Linked DNA regions of Homo sapiens: region 2 is linked to region 1. A link is an interaction called in ENCODE POLR2A ChIA-PET data of the cell type or tissue named here. Cell type or tissue: HepG2. All regions are shown on one strand. Links, peaks and the distances in the headings refer to the core of each region. The heading gives the core; the rest is flanking DNA.

The links. Peaks named below come from ENCODE experiments on the same cell type or tissue, not always from the same donor. Only the 100,000 strongest peaks of a DNase experiment are listed, where the experiment ranks them.
Region 2: POLR2A ChIA-PET joins it to region 1 with 7 read pairs; 2 of 35 experiments call an interaction of 5 or more read pairs at or near these places.

Annotation. Positions count from the first base shown.
Region 1 is chr1:45,094,230-45,102,149 of GRCh38, forward strand. All of the region lies in intron 1 of ZSWIM5 (zinc finger SWIM-type containing 5), which reads right to left. Among named protein-coding and RNA genes, the nearest start is that of UROD, 86 kb to the left of the region's middle. In HepG2, for the core only: no CTCF peak of the experiment used is centred there; a DNase peak (open chromatin) is centred at 3,952.
Region 2 is chr1:45,236,728-45,244,647 of GRCh38, forward strand. No RefSeq gene overlaps it. Among named protein-coding and RNA genes, the nearest start is that of ZSWIM5, 34 kb to the left of the region's middle. In HepG2, for the core only: no CTCF peak of the experiment used is centred there; no DNase peak of the experiment used is centred there.

The DNA.
Region 1 (7,920 bases), core at 1,296-6,295:
ATTTTTAGTAGAGTTGGGGTTTCACCATGTTGGTCAGGATGGTCTCGATCTCCTGACTTCGTGATCCGCCTGCCTCAGCATCCCAAAGTACTGGGATTACAGGCACGAGCCACTGTGCCCAGCTGCCTGGCTAATTTTTTTGCATTTTTTGTAGAGATGGGATTTCACCATGTTGCCCAGGGTGATCTCAAACTCTGGGGCTCAGAAGCTTGGTTTTTAAAAATCCTTACTGGCTGGGTGTGGTGGCTCATGCCTGTAATCCCAGCACTTTGGGAGCCCAAGGTGGGAGGACTGCTTGAGCCCAGGAGTTCAAGGCCAGCCTGGCTATCAAACAAAAAAGTACAGAGACAGGGCCAGGCTTGGCGGCTCATGCCTGTAATCCCAGCACTTTAGGAGGCTGAGGCAGGTGGATCACTTGAGCTCAGGAGTTCAAGACCAGCCTGGCAACATGGCGAAACCCTGCCTCCATGAAAAGTACAAAAAATTAGCCAGGCGTGGTGGTGCACGCCTATAGTCCCATAGCCACAGTCCCAGATACTTGGGGGGTTGAGGTGGGAAGATCACTGGAGCCTGGGAGATCGAGGTTACAGTGAGCCAAGATCATATCACTGTACTCCAGAACAAGGCAAGCAAAAAAAAAAAAAACAAAAGACAGAGACAGCAGTATGTTGAGTCCCCATGTATGCATCACTTAACTTCAACAATTATCAACACAAAGACAAATTTCTTTAACCTACCGTTTACCAACTCCTTTCCTACCTCCTCCATAGATTACTTTGAAAGCAAATCCCACAAATATCATTTCATTGGTAAACACCTCTGTATGAATCTCTAAAAGGTAAGAACTAAAATTTGTAATTCCTTAATATCAAATATTCAGTGTTCAGATTTCCATAATTAACTTTTTTTTTTTTTTGAGACAGGGTCTCTCTCTGTTGCCCAAGCTGGAGTGCAGTGGTGTGATCATGGCTTACTGCAGCCTCAACCTCCTGGGCTCAAGTGAACCTCCCACCTCAGCCTCCTGAAAAGTTGGAACTACAGGCATGTGCTACCATCTCTAATTTTTTTTTATTTTTTGTAGAGATGGGGTCTCAATGTGTTGTCCAGGCTGGTCTTGAACTCCTGGCCTCAACTGATCCTCCTGCCTCAGCCTCCCAAAGTCCTGGGATTATAGGCATGAACCACTGTGCCTGGCTCTTTATTTTTATTTTTCTTTAACAGGATGTTTGTTCAAATCAAGATGCAAACAAGGTGCAGACATTTAATTTTGTTGTTATGTCTCTTAAACTACAAGTTCCCTTCTTCCCCAACATCCTAATATTGAAAAATAATGTGAGTTCTAGAGACTTGATGAGATTTGGGTTTTTTGCTGAAATTACTTCACAGGCTGTGTTGCATACTTTCTATTGCATCACATCAGGAGACATATAACGCCTGATTGTCTTTCTTTTCATGCTGTTGAGGAATGACCAGTGGGTTTTGGTGTTTTTGACCTGATCTCTCCCTTACAAAGTTCCTTGTCAGCTTTTCACCTAATGGTTTTAACAGTCATTGATGATTGTTGCCTTGACTTATTATTTCATCAGGCGTGAATTTATTTTTTATTTAAAGTTTTGACTGTCTTTCTTTGATTCTTAACACATTTATCTGTAAAATAAAGAAAAAAAACACATAAAGTGGTTAGGTCAGTGCCTGGAACCTGGTAGGCTCTTAACAAAAACAGTAACAGAAACAACCACCACAAAAATTGCTTAGAAACTCATGGGAAAAACAACTACTTTATAAAAGACGTTTTCCCAAATATCATCTTTGTGATACTCCTTCATTCACATTTTCCTAAAATACAAAAACAAAATACATACATTGTGAAGTTATTCTACTTATCAAATATTCAAGTGCCCAAGAACTATATAGGCTTTTAAAACAGTCTATTTTATTAGTTATAGGTCTTCAAGTGATTAGGATATAGATAAATTGTGGGGAGCAATAGGCAGGTATAAAGAGAAGCAATATATAATGTTAGACTTGGTAGTGTACCACAGTTAAAACACACACACGCACGCACACATACACACACACACCCCTACCTGCTTTACTAGTGACTCCAGTGGGCCATAAAGGTAAAACATCGCTATTTTGTTCCTTCCTACAGTCCATTTTTTGATGCAAAGCAGTCAGAGATGGTGGACCTGGTAGATAACTGTTTGTGTGTGTGTGTGTGTGTGTGTGTGTGCGTGTGTGTGCATGTGTGTATGTTTTTAAAGAAAATGGACAATCAGGCAGCTGCTTGCCTTGTGGCCCTATCAACACACACACACACACACGCACACACACACACACACACACAGCCCTCAAGTGCTTTAACACTGAGCAGGCCCTGCATAAAGCACCAAACATTTTCAAGGAGTTCCTGTTTAGTTTTACAACCAGTGCATTTACCCACCCCTTGCCCCTCGGATCACAAAGCAAAGCCTTGCCCTGAGAAGAAGAGATGCTTCATGCCGTTCTATGGCTTAGACAGCTTCCCTACCTGACCTGTAGATTGTTTAGAACTGTAAGAATAAAATTGTACCGCAGCTGCTTCTCCATTACATATCACACTGGCTGTGACATCTCTGCTTCCAGAAAAATCACTGGCCTTCTATAAACACCTGCTATTATAAGAACCCCCACCATCATGTCATCCTATAAATGAGCCATGCTTTCTTTGCCTTCAACGTGCTCCAAGTGCGACTTAGGAAAGATTTAAAAATGTATCAAAATGGCCTCACAGGCTCCTAACAACCAAGTACTTTGCAGGTGGTCCTTGCAAGAGCTAGACATGCTTAAATGTGCAGCAAGAGCTCTGGGAACCACAAGATCAGTAAGAAACTTAAAAATCCATGGTTTAAAAGAGTTCTGATTCTCCTGCCTTCTAAACTGAGGACACGGGAATTGACTGAAATTGTTCACTTAACAGTTTTCTTTCCCAGCATTAAGGCTGGGGAATCCCGAGCATGGGCTAGACTCCACCTTGGATTAAACAGAAAAGGACTAAAGACCATTTTTCTGTTTGGACATGTGTGACAGACAGATATATACAAATTTCCCCTCTCCAAATAAGGAAATTCTATGTTCTTCATGGCTTAGCTCAAATATCACCTCTATATAAAACTACTTGGTGCCCCAACTGTTGAAATGAATCATAGTAAGTGAAAAAGCCTTAACATTTATGGGTATGGAGCTTATATTCTAGTTTATATGAGTGAGATTTTACTCAAAATGAAGTAGTAAAGGACCTGAGACATAATCATTTCACAGATGAGGAACAAGGTTCAAAGAAGTTACGTGATTTGCCCTAATCTTATTGCATGATTATAGTCGTGGTAACAGAAATTATTATAAAATGATCATAATTTCACATTCTGAAACAATGTTGGGCTTTAAAAACTAGGAAAAATAAATTTATAGCATTTCTTTCAACTCAATGTGCTTCTTTTTTTTTGTTTTTGAGACAAGGTCTCACTCTGTCACCCAGGCTGGAGTGCAGTGGTGCGATCTCAGCTCACTGCAACCTCTGCCTCCCAGGTTCAAGCAATTCTCCTGCCTCAGTCTCCTGAGTAGCTGGGATTATAGGTCCCCACCACCACACCCGGCTATTGAGTTCTAATTGTGTTAAGTACTATAAAGAAGTAGTATAAAATGATAGGGTAGTATATAATAGCGGGGGACCTGAACTGATTCAGGGACAGAAGTGGTAAGGGATGAGTTTTTGAGGAAATAATATTTTGTCCAGAATTCTGTAGAATAAGTAGGAATTAATTAGGTGAAAGGATGGAGAATGGCAGAGTAGTGGTAAAGAAGACTCCAGGCAAGAGAGAGACAGACAGACAGACAAAAAGAGACAGAGACACATATGCAGAAGTGCTGAGTCATAGAGGATCATGGAATGTTCAAAGAAGAGAAAGAAGACCAGTGACTGGAAAGCCAACAGGAAGCGGGAAAGTGACAAGTGATGGAGCTGTAGAGTCAGGCAGGAGCCACTGCTCTGGGGTTTATCCTTGGCTTCTCCTTCTGATTCATATACAAAAGGTCACTAAATCCTGTGGATTCTGCCTCCTAAATATTTTTCCATTCTAGTTCCTCCACTTTAACTCCCCTAACACCACCTCAATTTGAGATCATAATAATCTCTTGCCTGGGTTAACTAATCTTCCTGCCTTTAAGTCTTATTCCCTCTACTCATCTTCCATAAACATGAGCAGAAGGTCTTTCCAATGGGGAAATAATATCATGTCATTCCTATAAAACTGTGAACTCAGCTCCGCACCAAGCAGACCTAATAGACATCTACAGAACTCTCCACCCCAAATCAACAGAATATACATTCTTCTCAGCACCACATCGCACTTATTCCAAAATTGACCACATAGCTGGAAGTAAAGCACTCCTCAGCAAATGTAAAAGAACAGAAATCACAACAAACTGCCTCTCAGACCACAGTGCAATCAAATTAGAACTCAGGATTAAGAAACTCACTCAAAACCGCACAACTACATGGAAACTGAACAACCTGCTCCTGAATGACTACTGGGTACATAACTAAATGAAGGCAGAAATAAAGATGTTCTTTGAAACCAATGAGAAAAAAGACACACCATACGAGAATCTCTGGGACACATTTAAAGCAGTGTGTAGAAGGAAATTTATAGCACTAAATGCCCACAAGAGAAAGCGGTGAAGATCTAAAATAGACACCTTAACATCACAATTAAAAGAACTAGAGAAGCAAGAGCAAACACATTCAAAAGCTAGCAGAAGGCAAGAAATAACTAAGATCAGAGCAGAACTGAAGGAGACAGTGACACAAAAAACCCTTCAAAAAACCAATGAATCCAGCAGCTGGTTTTTTGAAAAGATCAACAAAATTGATAGACCGCTAGCAAGACTAGTAAAGAAGAAAAGAGAGAAGAATCAAATAGACACAATAAAGAATGATAAAAGGGATATTACCACCAATCCCACAGAAATACAAACTACCATCAGAGAATACTATAAACACCTCTACAAAAATAAACTAGAAAATCTAGAAGAAATGGATAAATTCCTGGACACATACACCTTCCCAAGACTAAACCAGGAAGAAATTGAATCTCTGAATAGACCAATAACAGGCTCTGAAATTGAGGCAATAATTAATATCCTACCAACCAAAAAAAGTCCAGGACCAGATGGATTCACAGCCGAACTCTACCAGAGGTACAAAGAGGAGCTGGTACCATTCCTTCTGAAACTATTCCAATCAAGAGAAAAACAGGGAATCCTCCCTAACTCATTTTATGAGGCCAGCATCATCCTGATACCAAAGCCTGGCAGAGACACACAAAAAAAGAGAATTTTAGACCAATATCCCTGATGATCATCAATGTGAAAATCCTCAATAAAATACTGGCAAACCGAATCCAGCAGCACATCAAAAAGCTTATCTACCATGATCAAGTCGGCTTCATCCCTGGGATGCAAGGCTGGTTCAACACACGCAAATCAATAAACATAATCCGTCACACAAACAGAACCAACAACAAAACCCACATGTTTATCTCAATAGATGCAGAAAAGGCCTTCAACAAAATTCAACAGCCTTCATGCTAAAAACTCTCAATAAATTAGGTATTGATGTAACGTATCTCAAAATAATAAGAGCAATTTATGACAAACCCACAGCCAATATCATACTGAATGGGCAAAAACTGGAAGCATTCCCTTTGAAAACTGGCACAAGACAGGGATGCCCTCTCTCACAACTCCTATTCAACATAGTATTGGAAGTTCTGGCCAGGGCAATCAGGCAAGAGAAAGAAATAAAGGGTATCCAATTAGGAAAAGAGGAAATCAAATTGTCCCTGTTTGCAGATGACATGGGTGTATATTTAGAAAACTCCATTGTCTCAGCCCAAAATCTTCTTAAGCTGATAAGCAATGTCAGCAAAGTCTCAGGATACAAAATCAATGTGCAAAAATCACAAGCATTCCTATACACCAATAACAGACAAACAGAGAGCCAAATCATGAGTGAACTCCCATTCACAATTGCTTCAAAGAGAATAAAATACCTAGGAATCCAACTTACAAGGGATGTGAAGGACCTCTTCAAGGAGAACTACAAACCACTGCTCAAACAAAATAAAAGAGGACACAAACAAATGGAAGAACATTCCATGCTCGTGGATAGGAAGAATCAGTATCATGAAAACGGCCATACTGCCCAAAGTAATTTATAGATTGAATGCCATCCCCATCAAACTACCAATGACTTTCTTCACAGAATTGGAAAAAACTACTTTAAAGTTCATATGGAACCAAAAAAGAGCCTGCATTGCCAAGACAATCCTAAGCCAAAAGAACAAAGCTGGAGGCATCATGCTACCTGACTTCAAACTATACTACAAGGCTACAGTAACCAAAACAATATGGTACTGGTACCAAAACAGATATACAGACCAATGGAACAGAACAGAGGCCTCAGAAATAACACCACACATCTACAACCATCTGATCTTTGACAAACCTGACAAAAACAAGAAATGGGGAAAGGATTCCCTATTTAATAAATGGTGCTGGGAAAACTGGCTAGCCATATGTAGAAAGCTGAAACTGGATCCTTTCCTTATACCTTATACAAAAATTAATTCAAGATGGATTAAAGACTTAAATGTTAGACCTAAAACCATAAAAACCACAGAAGAAAACCTAGGCAATACCATTCAGGACATAGGCATGGACTTCATGACTAAACCACCAAAAGCAATGGCAACAAAAGCCAAAATTGACAAATGGGATCTAATTAAACTAAAGAGCTTCTGCACAGCAAAAGAAACTACCATCAGAGTGAACAGGCAACCTACAGAATGGGAGAAAATTTTTGCAATCTACTCATCTGACAAAGGGCTAATATCTGGAATCTACAAAGAACTTAAACAAATTTACAAGAAAAAAAACGACCCCATCAAAAAGTGGGCAAAGGATATGCACAGACACTTCTCAAAAGGAGACATTTAGGCAGCCAACAGACACATGAAAAAATGCTCATCATCACTGGTCATCAGAGAAATGCAAATCAAAACCACAATGAGATACCATCTCACACCAGTTAGAATGGTGATCATTAAAAAGTCAGGAAACAACAGATGCTGGAGAGGATGTGGAGAAATAGGAATGCTTTACACTGTTGGTGGGAGTGTAAACTAGTTCAACCATTGTGGAAGACAGTGTGGCGATTCCTCAAGGATGTAGAACTAGAAATACCATTTGACCCAGAGATTCCACTACTGAGTATATACCCAAAGGATTATAAATCATGCTACTATAAAGACACATGCACATGTATGTTTACTGCAACACTATTCACAATAGCAAAGACTTGGAACCAACCCAAATATCCATCAGTGATAGACTGGATTAAGAAAATGTGACACATATACACCACGGAATATTATGCAGCCATAAAAAGGACGAGTTCATGTCCTTTGCAGGGACATGGATACAGCTAGAAACCATCATTCTGAGCAAACTGTCACAAGGACAGAAAACCAAACACCGCATGTTCTCACTCATAGGTGGGAGTTGAACAATGAGAACACCTGTACACAGGGCGGGGAACATCATATCCCAGGGCCTGTCGTGGGGTGGAGGGCAGGGGAAGGGATAGCATTAGCAGAAATACCTAATGTAAATGACGAGTTAATGAGTGCAGCAAACCAACATGGCACATGTATACCTATGTAACAAACCTGCACATTGTGCACATGTACCCTAGAACTTAAAGTATAATAAAAAAAAAAAAACTGTGAACTATGTATTTTATATTTCTGTTACCTAACAGTCTGGCATAGAGTAAACATTTATAAAAGTGTTTGCTGAACTGAATTGCTTAAAATCATT
Region 2 (7,920 bases), core at 1,554-6,553, 140 kb after region 1:
AACCTCAGTATGGGAAAGCTGCAGGCACTCAACTCCAGCCTGTGAGAGCAGCCACAGAGGCTGCATCCTGCAAAACCACAGGGGTGGAGCTGCCCAAGGCTTGGGAGCCCACCTCTTGCACCAGTGCGCCCTAAATACAGAACATGGAGTCAAAGGAGATTACTTTGGAGCTTTAAGTTTTAATAACTGCCCTGCTGGGTTTAGGACTTCTGTGGTGCCTGTTTCTCCCTTTCTTTTGGCTTATTTCCCTTTAGGAATAGGAATGCTCACCCAATGACTATACCACCATTGTATCTTGGAAATAAATAACTTGTTTAATTTCATAGGATTATAGATGGAAGGAGATGAGTCTCAAGTGAGACTTAGGACTTTGGACTTGATGTTGGAATGAGTTAAGACTTTGGGGGACTGTTGGGAAAAGTTGATTGTATTTTACAATGTGAGAAGGACAGGAGATTTGGAGGGCCAGAGGTGGAATGATATGGTTTGGATATTTGTCCCCTCCAAATCTCATGTTGAAATGTGATTTCCAGTGTTGGAGGTGGGACCCGGGGGGAGGTCTTTGTATCATGGAGGCAGATCCCTCCTGAACAGCTTAGCACCATCCCCTTGGTGATGAGAGTTCTCACTCAGTTAGTTCAGGCAAGAGCTGGTTGTTTGAAAGCCTGTGGCACCTCCCCACTCTGTCTTTTGCTCCAACTCTCACCATGTGACAAGCTTTCTCCCCCTTTGCCTTCCACCATGTTTATAAGCTTTCTGAGGCCCTCGCCAGGAGCAGATGCTGGAGTCATGCTTGAACATGTGTTGCTATAAATAAATATCTGGGATTGGATAATTTATAAAGTTCTGCAGGCTCTAGCAGAACTGTAAGCCAATTAATCCTCTTTTCTTTATAAACTACCCAGCCTCAGATATTTATTTATAGCAACACAAGGACAAGCTAACAGAAAATCAAAGCAATCTAACAGAAAAGGGAAAGCCTTTTAACAAATAGTGCTAGAATAGATGAATATCCATAAAAAAATGATCCTCAACTCCTACCTCACACCATATACAAAAATTAATTCATGACACCTAAATGTAAAACCTAAAACTAAAGCCTTTGGTGGGGGAGAAAGGAGGCTTGGGAGTAGACAAATTTTCTTAAATATGACATGGAAAGCAATAATAATTTTTAAAGTAATAAGTTAGACTTCATCAAAATTAAAACTTCTATTCATCAAAAAATATCATTAAGAAAATAATAGGAGGCCAGGTACAATGGTTCATGCCTGTAATCCCAGCATTTTGGGAGGCCAGGATGGGAGGATCACTTGAGTCCAGGACTTCAAGATCAGCCTGGGCAACAAAGCAAGACCCTGTCTCTACAAACATTTTTAAAAATTAACCAGGCATTGTGGCATGTGCCTGTAGTTCCAGCTACTTAGGAGACTAAGGCAGAAGGATCACTTGAGCCTGGGAGGTTGAGGCTGCAGTGAGCTATGATTGTGCCATTTCACTCCAGCCTGGATGACAGAGTGAGACCCTGTCTCCGAAAAACAAAAACAAAATGAAAACAACAACAAAAAGAAAATAATAGGCAAAACCACAAACTGGAAGAATATATCCACAAAACATATATTTGACAAGGGACTTGTATTCAAAATATACAAAGAATTACTAAAATTAATATTAATAAATAGGCAAAATATTTGAACAGACACTTCACAAAGCAAGATATATGAAAGGCCAATATGAACAAGAAAAAGTGCTCAACCTCATTACTCACCAGTAAAATGCAAATTTAAACCACTACACACCTACTAGAACGGCTATAATTTTTAAAAACTGGCATCACATCACCCTGGCCAGGTGCGGTGGCTCACGCCTGTAATCCCAGCACTTTGGGAGGCCAATGCAGGGGGGATCACCTGAGGTCGGGAGTTCAAGACCAGCCTGACCAACATGGAGAAAGCCCATCTCTACTAAAAATATAAAATCAGCTGGGTGTGGTGGCACATGCCTGTAATCCCAGCTACTCAGGAGGCTGAGACAGGAGAATTGCTTGAACCCAGGATGCGGAGGTTGCAGTGAGCCGAGATCACACCATTGCACTCTGGGCAACAAGAGCAAAACTCTGTCTCAAAAAAAAAAAAACAACTGGTATCACCAAATGTTGGAAAGGATGTGGATCAAAGAGAACTCTCATATGTTGCTGGTAAGAATGTAAAATGAAACAACCACTTTGGAAAAATATTTGGTAAAATCAAACATAAACATGTAGCATTATATTTCACTCCGGGGTATTTACTCAAGTAATTTCACTCCTAGGTATTCAGCCAAGAGAAATAAAAACAAATATCCACAAAAAGAATTGTACAGAATGTTTGTAGCAGCTTTATTCACAATAGCATAAAACAGCCAACAACCCAAACATTCTTCAGCAGTCGAATGGATAAACAAATTGTGGCATAGTCTTACAATTGAATAGTACTAAGAAATATAAAGAAACAAGTTACTGATATATGTACCAACATGGAAAAACCTCACAGACATTGCTAAGCAAAAGAGACTATGTACAAGAGTACATAATGTGTGATTCCATTTATATGAATTTCTAGAAAAGGAAAACCAATCTAAAGTGAAAATAATCAGAACAGTGGTTCTCTCTGGGGGTCAGGGGAAAGGAGTGATGGGGAAAGGACACAATAGAGCTTTCTGTATCTTGAAGGTATGGGTTATAGACGTATATCTATTTGTCAGAATTATACAGTTAACTTTTTTGTATTTAAGTATATGTAAATTTTACCTTAAAAATAACTGCAGGGCCAGATGCAGTGGCTCACACCTGTAATCCCAGCACTTTGGGAGACTGAGGCAGGTGGATTGCTTGAGCCCAGGAGTTCGAGACCTGCCTGGGCAACATGGTGAAACCCCACTTCTACAAAAAAAAAAAAATACCACAATAAAATGCAAAGTGTTCTTAAATGCTGTTTTGAGAGGGGAAATCTGGGTGCTATGGTGGGGAGGAGGCATGAGCTGAACAATGCAATTATGTTGTTAAAAACATGAAACTCCTGTAAATAGGCCAGGAGAAATGCCACTTTTTCAGATCTCTTCAAGTTTCATGACTCACTAAAACTCTTCACTATTTTAGTCAGGTTTTAGTTCAAACAGAGTGCAGATTTTTGCTGTGTGGTTTCCTTATAGGGCCTAAATATTTAAGAATTTTAAACATAAATATTAATAGAAATATTGATTCACTGAGACATGATAAAGCTTTGGTGCTGGAATCAAACCAGATTGGGTGAAGCTCAAAACTGTAACCTCCAAGTGCCCAGTGTGATAGCCATGAAATGCACGGGACACAGCCCTTACAGGGAATAGAATGGTTCTGTTTCTCAGCACACCTGTATTAATCCGTTTTCATACTGCTGATAAAGACATATCCGAGACTGGGCAATTTAAGAAAGAAAGAGGTTTAATGGACTTACAGTTCCATGTGACTAGGCCTTATAATCATGGCAGAAGGTGAAAGGCACTTCTTACATGGCGGCAGCAAGAGAAAGAACTTGTGCAGGGAAACTCCCATTTTTAAAACCATCAGATCTCATGAGACTCATTCACTATCATTAGAACAGCACAGGAATAATAATTCAATCACCTGCCACCAGGTTCCTCTCACAACATGTGGGAATTGTGGGAGTTACAACTCAAGATGAGATTTGGGTGAAGACACAACCAAACCATATCATTCTGCCCATGGCCCCTCCCAAATCTCATGTCCTCATGAGATTTCCCAACAATCCGCCAAAGTCTTAACTCATTTCAGCATTAATTCAAAAGTCCACAGTCCAATGTCTCACCTGAGACAAGGCAAGTCCCTTCTGCCTATCAGCCAAAATCAAAAGCAAGTTAGTTACTTCCTAGATACAATAGGGGTTCAGGCATTAGGTAAATACAGCCATTCCAAATGGGAGAAATTGGCCAAAATAAAAGGGCCACAGGCCCCATGCAAGTCCAGAATCCAGCAGGGCAGTCAGTTCTTTTTTTTTTTTTTTTTTTTGAGACAGAGTCTCACTCTGTCACCCAGGCTAGAGTGCAGTAGTGCCATCTCAGCTCACTGTAACCTCTGCCTCCAGGGTTCAAATTATTCTCACGCCTCAGCCTCCCAAGTAGCTGGGATTACAGGTGTCTGCCACCATGCTCAGTTAATTTCTTGTATTTTTAGTAGAGACTTGGTTTCACCGTGTTGGCCAGGCTGTTCTTGAACTCCTAACCTCAGGTGATCCACCTGCCTCAGCCTCCCAAAGTGCTGGGATTACAGGCATGAGCCATTGCACCCAGCCTAGTCAAGTCTTAAAGCTCCAAAATGATCTCCTTGACTTCATGTCTCTCATCCAGGTCATGTTGATGCAAGAGGTGGGTTCCCATGGTCTTGGGCAGCTTCACCCCTGTGGCTTTGCAGGGTATAGCCTCCCTCCCAGCTGCTTTCATGGGCTGGCATTGAGTATCTGTGGCTTTTCCAGGTGCATGGCACAAGTGTCAGCGGATCTATCTTTCTGGGGTCTGGAAGATGGTGGCCCTCTTCTCACAGCTCCATTAGGCAGTGCCCCAGTAGAGATTCTGTGTGGGGGCTCCAACCCCACATTTCCCTTCTGTACTGCCTTAGTAGAGGTTCTCCATGAGAGCCCCACCCCTGCAGCAAACTTCTGCCTGGACATCCAGGTGTTTCCATACATCCTCTGAAACCTAGGTGGAGGTTCCCAAACCTCAATTCTTGAATTCTGTGCACTTGCAGGCTCAAAAGATTGAGGCTTAGACCCTCTGAAGCCACAGCCTGATCTGTACCTTGGCCCTTTTTAGTCATGGCTGGAGCAGCTGGGACACAGGGCACCAAGTCCCTAGACTGCACACAGCACAGGGACCAAGGGCCCAACCGACAAAACCATTTTTTTTCCTCCTAGGCCTCCTGGCCTGTGATGGGAGGGGCTATTGTAACTATCTCTGACATGCCCTGGAGACATTTTCTACATTGTCTTGGGGATTAACGTTTGGCTCCTCATTACTTATGCAAATTTCTGCAGCTGCTTGAATTTCTCCTCAGAAAATGGGATTTTCTTTTTTATCTTAGTGTCAGGCTGCAAATTTCCCAAACTTTTATGCTCTGCTTCCCTTCTAAAACTCAATGCCTTTCACAGCACCCAAGTCATCTCTTGAATGCTTTGCTACTTAGAAATTTCTTCCTCCAGATACCCTAAATCATCGCTCTCAAGTTCAAAGTTCCATAAATCTCTAGGGCAGGGGCAAAATGCTGCCAATCTCTTTGCTAAAACATAAAAGTCATCTCTGCTCCAGTTTCCAGTGAGTTCCTCATCTCCATCCGAGACCACCTCAGCCTGAACCTTACTGCTCATATCACTATCAGCATTTTTGTCAAAGCCATTCAACAAGTCTGTAGGAAGTTCCAAACCTTCCCACATTTTACTGTCACCTTTTGAGCCCTCCAAACTGTTCCACCCTCTGCCTGTTACCTAGTTCCAAAGTTGCTTCCACATCTTTGGGTATCTTGTCAGCAATGCCCCACTCTACTGGTACCAAAGTAGTGTATTAGTCCATTTTCATGCTGCTGACAAAGACATACCTGAGACTGGGCAATTTACAAAAGAAAGAAGTTTAATGGACTTATAGTTCCACATGGCTAGGGAGGCCTCACAATCATGGCAGAAGACAAAAGGCACTTCTTACATGGCAGTGGCAAGAGAGAAAACTTTTGCAGGGAAACCCCCATTTTTAAAACCATCAGATCTCATGAGACTCATTCACTATCATGAGAACAGCACAGGAAAGACCCGCCCCCATAATTCAATCACCTCCCACCAGGTTCCTCCCATGACATGTGGGAATTGTGGGAGTTACAATTCAAGATGAGATTTGGGTAGGGACACAGCCAAACCATATCAACAACAAAAGGCCCTTGGCTAATGTCCACATACAAGGTGAGGAGTTAAAATTGTAAGGTTTTATATTTTCTGCATTCCTAAGGTTACTTCTGTTAGTTGAATTTATTTATTCTGTAGTGTTTGGACAGTGTTAACAAAATCTCTGGGCACAAAATTCATATGGAACCAAAAAAGAGCCCAAATAGCCAAACCAATCCTGAGCAAAAAGAACAAAACTGGAGGCACCATGCTATCTGACTTCAAAATATATTACAAGGTTATAGTAACCAAAACAGCATGGCATTGGTATAAAAACAGACATATACTCATGCCTATAATCCCAGCACTCTGGGAGGCTGAGGTGGGTAGATCGCTTGAGCTCAGGAGTTCAAGACCAGCCTGGGCAATGTGGCAAAATCCTGTCTCTACAAATAATACAAAAATTAGCCAGACTTAGTGTTTAGTACCTGTAGTCCCAGCTGTTTGGGAGGCTGAGGTGGGAGGATGACTTGAGCTTGGGAGGCAGAGGTTGCAGTGATCCAAGATCATGCCACTGCTCTCCAGCCTGTGCAATAGCGCAAGACCTTGTTAAAAACAAAACAAAACAAAACAAAACAAAACAAAAAAGCAGACATATAGACAAATGAAACAGAATAGAGAACCCAGAAATAAATGCATATGTTTGCAGCCAATTGATTTTTGAAAAGGTGCCAAGAATATACATTGGGGAAAAGGACACCCTTTTCAATAAATGGTGCTGGGAAAAATGAAACTGGACCCCTCTGTCTTACCATATACAAAAATCAACTCAAAATGGATTAAAGGCTTAAACAGAGACCTGAAACTAGAAAACTACTAGAATAAAATATAGGAGAAACACTTCAGAATGTTGGTTTAGACAAAGATTTTATAGCTAAGACCTCAGAAGTACAGATAATAAGAACAGAAATAGACAAATAGGACTATATTGAACTAAAAAGCTTCTGTACAGCAAAGGAAACAATCAACAGAGTGAAGAGACAACTTGTTGAATGGGAGAAATATATCTGCAAACTATTCGTTTGCTAAGGGACTAATATCTAGAATATACAAGGAATTGAAACAACTCAACAGCAAAAAACAAATAATCCCATTAAAAAGTGAGCAAAGGATCTAAACAGACATTTCTTAAAAGAAAACATAAAATGACCAACAGGCATATGAAAAAATGCTCAACATTGCTAATCATCAGGGAAATGCAAATCAAAACCACAGTGAGATATCATCTTACCCCACTTAGAATGGTTATTATTAAAAAGAAAAAATAACAGATGCTGTCAAGGATACAGAGAAAAGGGAACTCTTATACACTGTTGATGGAAATGTAAAACAGTACAGCCATTATGGAAAACAGTATGAAGATTTCTCAAAAAACTAAAAACAGGACTGGGAATGGTGGCTCACATCTGTAATCCCAGTGACTCAGGAGGCTGCGGCAGGAGGATGGCTTGAGCCCAGAGTTTGACATTACAATGAGCCATGATTGTGCCACTGCATTCCAGCCTGGATAACAGAGCGAGATTCTATCTCTTAAAAAACAACAACAACAACAACAACAAAAACCAAAACCCTAAAAATAGAACTACCATATGATTCAGAAATCACACTAATGAGTATTTATCCAAAGGAAAAGAAATCAGTATATCAAAGGGATACCTGAGCTCCCATGTTCACTGCAGCACTATCCACGATAGCAAAAATATGGGATCAACCTAAGTGTCCATCAATGGATGAATGGATAAAGAAAATGTAGTATTATCCACAATGGAATACTATTTAGCCTTAAAAAGAATAAAATCATGTTATTTTTAGCAACATGGATGGAACTTGGAGTCATTATGTTAAATGAAATAAGCCAGACACAGAAAGATAAATATTGCATGTTTTCACTCATATGTGGAATCTAAAAAAGTTGATCTCATGGAGGTAAAGTAGAATGAGAGTTACCAGAGACTGGGAA